Linked DNA regions of Homo sapiens: regions 1 and 3 are each linked to region 2. Evidence: chromatin contacts called from ENCODE Hi-C or POLR2A ChIA-PET data. All regions are on one chromosome and are shown on one strand. Each heading gives the region's core, a stretch centred on a gene start or an enhancer-like site at or near the end of the contact. The rest is flanking DNA. Distances are from core to core; before and after follow the strand shown. Region 1 has its middle 22 kb from the start of SPRY1. Region 2 holds the start of LINC01091 (long intergenic non-protein coding RNA 1091). Region 3 has its middle 53 kb from the start of SPRY1.

Region 1 (3,061 bases), core at 486-2,985, 230 kb before region 2:
TAGTAACAACATTCTGTAAACTGATCATTACTTTTAATGTTGAGTTTTTAGTGTTTATGTCTTGTCTCCCTTCCATATTATAATTCTTTCAGACTGGGTTTATGTTGTAGATTTACCTGTACTCCTAAGGTGCTTTGCCCATAGTAGGCACTCAATAAATATTCATTGATATTTTTCCCTGCATTTTACAATCGAGTCATAAAAGCCCATATTTGGCTTCTGTTTTTCTGGCCAGAGGGCCATTCACTGCATTAATAAAATATATATTCTGACATGATGTGTCTCCTGCCTAAAGTCATTTTTGTCTAGCAAATACTAGTAAATAGAATTCTAAAAAAGATATGTAATTATCTGCTGCAGAGAATTTCAGTAATATCATTGATCATGTTAAGGTTTCCAGGGGAGACTAATTTTAAGAATTGTGGCAGTAAAACCTCTGGCACTAGAGGAGACAGATGTTCAAGGCTGTGGAATTGGCTCACCTCTCACGGGATATAATAATGCATCCTTTCTATAACATCCCAAATAGATAGGCCTGACATGGAAATGCCTGGAATCAACTCCTCCTTCATTTTACTAATGTATTTTTAGTTATTGATAATGCAAACCACTTGGTCTTCTCTGTTAAGCGTCCAAAGTATCCTTAAGAGTAATTAAAAAAGTAAAAAAAAAAAAAATGCCAGGGCCCTTCCCAGCTTCTTAGATGCTAATGCTCTTTCTCCTGGATACTAAACTATTGTTTACTCTTCTTGCTGAACTTGGCATAGGCATGAAACCCCTCAAAACATTCTTTTTTTTCATATGTACTATGGCTGTAAATACTTTTGAATGGTCTTGGGGATAGATCTATAATATTATGGAATCTATCACTCAAAGCACTATTATTAGTAAATACAGTAATATCTCAGATTGTATATTGCACACATTTTCTGTAAGTACCTAGGTTATAACATATTGGGCTTTTGACATACTTACGAGTGAAAGAGGGGCCAAGTTATTAGCCTAGTTTTGCAGATAAAATCTAACACAGGGAGGATTATGATTTTCACATTTATTGATAAAGTTAGGACTAGAACCTAAACTCCCTGATTCTGTTAGTTCATTCTGCTCTCACTATGTAAGATCAAGCAGATGGGCCAAACCAGCTGAAGCATCAGGGTTTGGCTCATGACTTTTGCTGTGATGGAATATCCAGTTGAAAAAAACAATCCTTATTTTCATACTTGAATGTTATAGGAAGCTCATTTTAAATTGCTCTGTTCCATATGAAAGATAATCTGGCCAATTTCTTAACTGTATTCAACTCCTATGCTTTAGAAACAACGTTGTTGTGTTTACAGGGAATGTTTAAAGCCCAAATACACAAAAGTAAATTTAAATCCCCTTACATTTTTATTATTTCAGTACTCTAGTTTATTATAACTCAGCTATCTATAGTGAACAGTTGACCTCTTATTATCTCCTCCAACCCCATCCCTGCTGACATCATTAAACAGGAAGGATTCTAATTATGTAGTCTCATTTTGGAGAAAATTGGGAAGACTACGTAGAAATCTAAACGATGTGTGTTACTCTCAGAGCTAGGAAACTAGAGCCAGGTCTCATGGCACTCTAATTAAAAACTTTTATTTCTGCAGATTTATTCTGTGGTCCTTACTGAACAGATCTGCCTTGGGTTTCTGCTGGTGAGTTTTTCAGCAGGAATGCAGGCTTTGTTTCTTTGAATAGTTGAGTGCAGATTAGTGGTATGCCAATTTCCTGTGGCCTTTCAGAGCTGCAATTTGAGCCCTGTTTGCTCCTGGCCCTTGCACAATTGAAAACAATGGGTGACTTCTTTTAGGTTTCACTTCAGGGCTCTTAGAAACAGGGGAAGTGGCTAAAGCCCTACTTTACAGGTAATTAACAATAGATAATGTTTGCTCTGCATTTTTTAGAGCCGATAAAAGGTAGAAGAACATATTCAGCTCCTGATTTAGACACTGTGCAGTGGTTTTATGGATACAATAGCTGTCTTAGCATTAGCAAGGTGGCATGGAGTATCATATATATCTGACAGCACAAAAGTTTTAAAAAGCAGAAGAAAAAAGAGTATTATTAAAACACTGAAGAGTAACCAAGAAAGCACTCCCTGGAAGATGCTAGAGAAACAGCGTCATTTTAAGCCATGCATTTTGACTCAGGCTGTAAATCTATATGTTTTATGAGGTGAACAATTTTCATAACTTGTTGACATTTATTCAAGGTCTTTTTGTGTTTTACACATAATTCAACTCTAGAATTCTCCTGTTTGTTAAAATAGCTTCAGCTTAAAAAGGCTTTATTTCCCATTACATTTAATCATTAGCCACAAATATTCTTATGAAATGGTTTTAGGGACTGGGCACTGTGGTTCATGCCTGTAATCCCAGCACTTTGGGAGGCCAAGGCGGGTGGATCACCTGAGGTCTGGAGTTCGAGACCAGCCTGGCCAACATGGTGAAACCCCATCTCTACTAAAAATACAAAAATTAGCTGGGCGTGGTGGCGGGCACCTGTAATCCCAGCTACTTGGGAGGTTGAGACAGGAGAATCTCTTGAGCCAGCGGGGCAGAGGTTGCAGTGAGCCGAGATCACGCCATTGCACTCCAGCCTGGCAACAAAAGTGCCTGGGCAACAAGAGTGAAACTCCAACTCAAATTAAAAAAAAAAAGATTTCAGGTGCTTAACGTGTAGAAAACAATGTTTTATTGCCCTTTTATTGTGTCTTGGGTAGTGATAGGGTGTTTACCTTAATACTTGGAATAAATATTTTTAGACCACTCTTCTCTGTGAAACATATTGTGTCCACCTGTGACAAGGTAGGTGTGTAGGAGTACTGATTGATTGATTCATTAAATCCTCAACAGTTACCAAGCACCTACTCTGCCCCACATCCTGGCCCCAGCACTAGAGGTGGAAGGATGATGGAGACCTTGTCCTTAAGGAGATTATGGCAATCGCTTTCCCACATTCTTTGGAAAAAATGAGTAATCTCAATTTTAATACATCTACAATTGAAATGTGTAGGCAGCACTCTTGATAA
Region 2 (3,271 bases), core at 710-3,209:
CAAAAGAGCTGACAAACTATGAGCAAGATTAACTCTTAAGAAAAAAAAAGGTAAAGTCTCTGATAGCAACAGGTATTGTAAACAGTGGTCACTGTTGCTAATGAGAGAATGGGCTTGCTGTGTATCTGGGCCACAAAGACCTGTGCCTCTCCCAGGCTTCCCAGTGAGTCTTGTGAAGCGGCCCTGTCAATACTGGTCTTTTCCAAGGGGAAAATCCAGGAGATCACACTCACCCATTTCTAGCTATTTTCTTATATAGCTCTAGTTTACTAAGAAAGACATTCAGAGACATTTAGTGTAATTATTGTTACTACCTTTTCTGCCATTAAAAATTATTTTATATGACTTAAAAGTGTATACTGTGTAAATAAAACTTTTTTCCACATGTCTACGGTACCTGGCAAGTCTCAGTTCATTATTTGTTGAAATGTTCACCTTAAGCATTAGGAAATCTGCATATTTCTTGCTATTTATCCTTAAAACAGAACAAAACCTCAATTAAAAAAAAAAATTAGCTGGGTGTGGTATCTCATGCCTGTAATCCCAGGCTGAGGCAGGCATATCACTTGAACCCAGGAGTTCTAGACCAGCCTGGGCAACATAGTGAGACCCTGTCTCTACAAAAAAATACAAAAAATTACCCAGGCATGGTGGCATTTGCCTGTAATCCTAGTTACCTGGGAGATTGAGATGGGAAGATCACTTGAGCCTGGGAGGTTGAGGCAGCAGTGAGCCATGATTGCACTGCCAATGGGAGACCCTATCTCAAAAAAACTGAAAAGGATTTAGACGTGTGTGAAGTTCATTCTACAATTCAGTGTGACACTTTTATAACCAAATGAGTACCAATACCCTTATGAACACACATATATAAAGGAAAGAAAATAAAGAGAGAAAGAAAAAGAAGAAAAAGAAATGTGGTTAGAACTCCTTGTTTCATTTTACTCTGACTTGATTATTTCCCAGGCCCAAATCTAGAACTGGAAGGTGGTAGCTTATTGTATCAGAGGTTAAGCTTGTGGCTTTTATTTCCTGCTCCATCTAGAACCAAGATGTCCAAAGAGTATGTTTGGAAGGACTTTTTTTTTTTTTTAAATGATTTCTAGCTCTGTCTCTAGTCAGAGAATATGGAGGAGTTTGGGCCAACTCCAGAAAACAACTTCAATGTAGAAAACCATGGAGCGCAAGGTCCTGCTTCCATATATTTATTTTCGTGGAGCAGGTGGCAAGTTCTCAAAATAATTTTGTCTGTGAGATACAGATATTTCTGGGACATTTTCATAACCAGCTTCCTGCAGTAATTAGCTTCAGAGCTGGAGTATGCTAGAAACTACTGGGCCCTGGGCAGTGGTTAAATTAGGTGTGAACGTAAGCTGGGCTGATCTCCATTGTGTAGTTAAAAACCAAAGGTGGGCACAGAGAGAGTATTTGTTCTGCCCTTTCTTCACCCACTGCATTTTCATTTCCCCTTTCTCTACTCCAGAGGCCTAATAAAGGACTCTAATGTACGATACTCAACACAGCTTTAAAACATCCACGCAGAGTACAAAATTGTAGTAGGAATTTGGGTTTTGTTTTTCTTTTGAGTTTAATATGACTTCCTAGGTTCAGCGTATTTTGTAATATATTTCTTAAACCGCAGGATCATGAGGGCAAATTCCCTTGGGGGAAAGTGGCTCTGTGAGTTGATTAGCACCGTTTGCCTGCTTCCTAACCCTCTTCTGCTCAGGTATTAGTTGTTCAGACAGCTGAGCTTCAGCTCAGCTCTCCAGGTCCTGCGCTCCATTTTAATGCAAGCCAGTGATGCAAAGTCCCCGGCTTGGCTTGTCAGAACTTGATAGCTCTGTAAACACTGAAATCCTTGTTGCCATAACACCAGGAAAAATAATATGGGCTCCTGCATATAAATATAACGAAGGCCTTGGGGAATGGGAGCATTTCTAAATGACTTGAAGCTCTGTCACGGCATAATCTCTTATAAATAAATGTCAGTGTAGTCACTGAATGCAGACTGGATTTTTGCCTGACTACGGTGCTCAGCCTTCTAGACAATAGTTATGCTAAGGGATTATCTTTTAACATTGTGCAGTTATCTCCTTTGTTTGTTTTCTTTTTTCATTATTCACATAAGCCAAGGGAAATGAAAAGCATCTTATTTCAGGCAAAAAGGCCTGTGAATGATTAACTCTGGTTCCATGCGTTGGGACTTTGCATAGCAACCCCGTGGCTTGCAACGACAAAAAAGCTCAAGGCAGGAACAGCAGCCCAGGGACCTGAGACCAGCGTTCTCAAATGAAGGTGGTGAGAAACAGATTAAGTATAAGCATTGTGTTTATGGGTAGAATTCTCTGTAGCTGGCCCATTTAATTTGGCATTCGTTTTACTGCACTTTTCTTGGTGAAGATGTGTTTTGCTGACCTTTACTCTTGCTTTTTGAATACATTTGAGAATTCAAGTGAAACTTGGCCATGATTATGGCATAATGTGGTTTATGTCACCATATTTTATGGGTTCTCCCTAATACTATCCCAAACTGGGCTAACTCTGGCTAATTTTATATTTAAAAATGGAAATAACAGATAGCTTCATAATAGCATGCAGGTTTAATTTTAGCTCAACTAAAACTTTGTTGGTAAATTTTGGCACTCTTGAAATTATATATAACAGAAAGCATTATATGAAATAAAGATAAACAAATGGTGTGATTATGTAATTCCAATTAAAAGCCTATAAGTATGTAAAGAACCCAGATTGTACAAATATGAAATCTGAAATCAATATCAATTCCATATCCTTATATAGACATTTGGTGCTTAAACATTTATACAACAAGGTCCATTTAAAGATTCGAGTTAAAAGAGTTAGAAGAAAATGAAATATAAGCTAAGGACAGAAGAAACATTTGAGAATTTAGAAAAAAGCAGTATAGTTATAATTGAGCCAAAATATTTAGGACACTTAAATTTAGACTGCAAGTCAATCCAGATGTTTATTTATTAATGTTAATAATGTTTCCAGTGTTGTTATACAATGCTAAATCCCAGGGGTTCTGCTTCTGAGTTTAAAGACAAATGCAATGATCTTTATTCTTTTCCAGCTCTGTTTTAATTTTAGGAGCTTTTCTATAGCCATGATTTTCCCATAAATGTGTTTGCAAAATCTCGAGCAGCTCCTGATGTCTTGCAGAAAGTCTGAGTGAAACACTGCTCTAGCAAAGCTTTCCATGTTCTGCATTGCTCTTCTTGCTTCCATGGCAATAAAGAGAGAAACT
Region 3 (3,139 bases), core at 164-2,663, 200 kb before region 2:
TCACCATCACCCCTGCCTCCTGGGTTCAAGAAATTCTCCTGCCTCAACCCCTGGAGTAGCTGGGATTACAGGCACGTGCCAGCACGCTTGGCTAATTTTTGTATTTTTGGTAGAGAAGGAGTTTCACTGTGTTGGCCAGGCTGGTCTCGAACTCTTGGCCTCAAGTGATCTGCTCGCCTTGACATGCCAAAGAATTGGGATTACATTACAGCCACAGCGCCTGGTCAGATTCTTTTAATTAGGAAGACCATTAAAATATTTTCTTAAAAATTTATTGAAAGTTGATTGGGTGTGGTGGCTCACACCTGTAATCCCAGTGCTTTTGGAGGCTGAGACGGGTGGATCACCTGAGGTCAAGAGTTCGAGACCAGCCTGGCCAACATGGCAAAACCCCATCTTTACTAAAACAACAAAATTAGCTGGGCGTGGTGGCACTTTCCTGTAATCCTAGCTGCTTGGGAGGCTGAGGTAGGAGAATCGCTTGAACACAATAGGTGGAGGAGTGAAACTCCAACTCAAAATAATAATAATAAATAAATAAAGCCATGGTAAACTATCATATGGCAATGGCTGTCTTCAGTTAACTGGATATTTGTTTTGTCATTAAATAAACAAGACATTTGTTGAATTATTATATTTGCCAATATTTACTAATATTTAATTTCACCTATGCCACCCTAAAATTTGAGTTTAATTCCCTTGACTGAAATGTGGCTCTCTGAAGTTCTTGAAATTCTTTTGCTGGCACAATCTCAGATCTCTTGGTCTTCAGGCATGTGACTTTGGTCCTACCAGCACCAGGGTCTCTGCCTCTTTATATAACTCAGCTCACACATTCACAGGGGTCTTTCTTGAGCACTGTACTTTCTATAACCTATTAATGCTGATGACTTCCAAGTCCTGGTCCTTGTTCTTTGTCCTTTTCCTCTGCTACCCCTCCTTTGTGGTATTCACGACTAAAATTCACTACCTTCTTAATTAAAATCACTAAAATGTCTTTACTGCCTTGCCCCTCTGAGTGCCTTGTATCTTGTTCTGCAAGATGGTGCTGCTCAGATATTTTACTGGTGACTGAAAGAAAACATCCCTGAAATGAAACCTTATCTCCCATGAGAACCTATTCTAACCACTATCATTGTTTATTGAGTGACTTTGCTAAGGGTATTCAATAACTTGCTGGGTAGAGGTCGAATTTTTAAAGAACGAATACAAACTTGTCAAATTGTTAATGAACCAGCCTCGAAAGATTGCGGTGGGCTTTGTAGGTGATAAAACCTAGGGATAGTGAAGGAAAGATAGCTCCTCTATGGAGCTTGTTCCAAGCTATGTCCTTTCATCAAATGGAAAGAACACAAGATGGGGGTTGGGGGAATCAGATTTACTTTGTTCAAGCTCTGGTTGGACCACTGACCTTATAAAGTTCTCTGAATCTTAGTTTCCTGTTTGTCAAGGCTTTCACTTCCTAACTTTTGTGGTTAACATGAAAATGCCACGAAGTACTAAGCAGTATAAATAGAAGGTAATTATACTACAGTGATCATGTTGGGGATTTGTGGTTACTATAATCACAATGAGAACATACATACCAGGGTTGCAGTTAAGTGTTTATTTGCTTGTTCACTTGTTTATTGCCTTTCTCTCTCCTAAATTGTACATTCCATTAGGGTAATGACCATATTTGTTTTATTAATCATTGTAATCCTGTTATATATTAGTTTCTGACTCTGGGAGGCACTCTGCATGTAAGTATTATTTGGATGGATGGATGGAATATGATTAATAGCTTTAAGAATACTGGCTTTGTGAAGACTAAAGGGCTATCAGAAAATCCACGTGCCATGGCTTATGAACATTAATATTTATAGAATTTCCCAAAGCTTCACTTCAACTCTAAGTTCACTTAGAGATAATTTTGTTTGTTTGTTTGTTTGTTTGTTTTAGAGACAAGGTCTTACTCTGTGGTCCAGGCTAGAGTGCAGTGATGAGACCATAGCTCACTACAGCCTCAAATTCCTGGGCTCAAGGAATTTTCCTGCCTCAGCCTCTGAGTAGCTGGGTCTACAAGGGCATGCCACCACACCTGGGTAATTTTACTGTTTTACAGAGATGGGGTCTTGCTGGGTTGCCCAGGCTGTTCTCAAACTCTTGGCCTCATGTGATCCTCCCTCCTTATCCTCCCAAAGTTCTGGGATTATAGGCATGGGCCACTATGCCCAGCCTATTTTAGAGACAGTTTTAACACATCTGCCTATCTCCTATTTAAGTTATATGAAACTGGAGACTGATAATTAGAAATCTGTAGGGAGGAACCCAAAGGAGGCACTATTAGCTGCAAGCAGTGACAGCCAAACAATCTGAAAGCAAATTAGAACGTAGAAAAACTGCTGAAGAAACTAAAAAGTATGGCAGTCTGGAACCACTTAATACAAATTAAATGCACTGATGTGTTCATAACAATTCTGTGAACTGTGTAATATCACATACATACATGGTGTTATGTAAGGGAAAAGCAGCCTACCTGCTCTGGGTCCTACAGCCATTGTAGTGAAATTGTGTAGGGATGGAGGCTCATGAGGAAATCTCTGAGCCATCAGGAAAATTAAATTATGTTCACTTTCCTTAACAAGGTAGGGAAGTGTGTAGGTCACTTTAGATTTAGATTTAGAAAGAGTTCTCTCAAAATATACAAAATTGAAATATCTTATTTCTGATACTACTAGATAAATGAGATACTATTTTATTCACTAAACCAATGACCTTTAAAGATATATCCAAATCAACCAAACTCTAAAAAGTTAGGAAGTTACACTTGCTATACATTAAAACACCTTTAAGGTCTGCATATGTAGATGCTGAATAAATTAGAACAACAGTACTGTAGTAAAATAATGCGCCATTGTACTTAGTCAAGCTGGTAGGCTCCTTTATTGGCCTAAATTATTAAGATCTTATTTTTACCAGAACACTATATTCCTTTGGTATCTGAGTTATGCCTTAAATAATAAATTAGGTATTTAAGATGTTAATATATTTTGGTGATGCTAGGCATTTGGGTTTCCATTGTCATAGGGAGAATGAGGTTTTATTTTTGTTTTTTTAGTCTGCTATTCACAAGTGGCAAATTTTGAGAGCTTAAAGT

The links. A loop is a pair of places that touch in the nucleus more often than their neighbours do. ChIA-PET counts read pairs that join two places held with the same protein, here RNA polymerase II (POLR2A). Pooled maps may share reads with other maps.
Region 1: a loop to region 2 is called in a map of chondrocyte, with 2.4 times the contacts of the local background. The contact joins the enhancer-like site here to the promoter of LINC01091 in region 2. A Hi-C loop is called at or near these places in 15 of 168 maps with a recorded cell type or tissue (adrenal gland, chondrocyte, colonic mucosa and 6 more) and 7 of 50 pooled maps. POLR2A ChIA-PET finds 5 or more read pairs at or near these places in 5 of 52 experiments (H1, HepG2, T-cell and 2 more).
Region 3: a pooled map shows a loop between it and region 2 (3-fold over the local background). The contact joins the enhancer-like site here to the promoter of LINC01091 in region 2. A Hi-C loop is called at or near these places in 1 of 37 single-sample maps with no recorded cell type and 3 of 50 pooled maps. POLR2A ChIA-PET finds 5 or more read pairs at or near these places in 2 of 52 experiments (BJ and activated T-cell).

The regions. Positions count from the first base shown.
Region 1 is chr4:123,416,861-123,419,921 of GRCh38, forward strand. No RefSeq gene overlaps it. Among named protein-coding and RNA genes, the nearest start is that of SPRY1, 22 kb to the left of the region's middle. RefSeq lists an enhancer at 1,447-2,004. Within about 2 kb of position 1,736, at least 12 of the 41 ENCODE cell types and tissues checked have a DNase peak (open chromatin) inside an H3K27ac peak, as active enhancers do.
Region 2 is chr4:123,648,032-123,651,302 of GRCh38, forward strand. It overlaps LINC01091 (long intergenic non-protein coding RNA 1091), which reads left to right and starts at 1,960. Exons shown (of 6, transcript NR_027105.3): 1 at 1,960-2,298.
Region 3 is chr4:123,448,463-123,451,601 of GRCh38, forward strand. No RefSeq gene overlaps it. Among named protein-coding and RNA genes, the nearest start is that of SPRY1, 53 kb to the left of the region's middle. Within about 2 kb of position 1,414, at least 5 of the 41 ENCODE cell types and tissues checked have a DNase peak (open chromatin) inside an H3K27ac peak, as active enhancers do.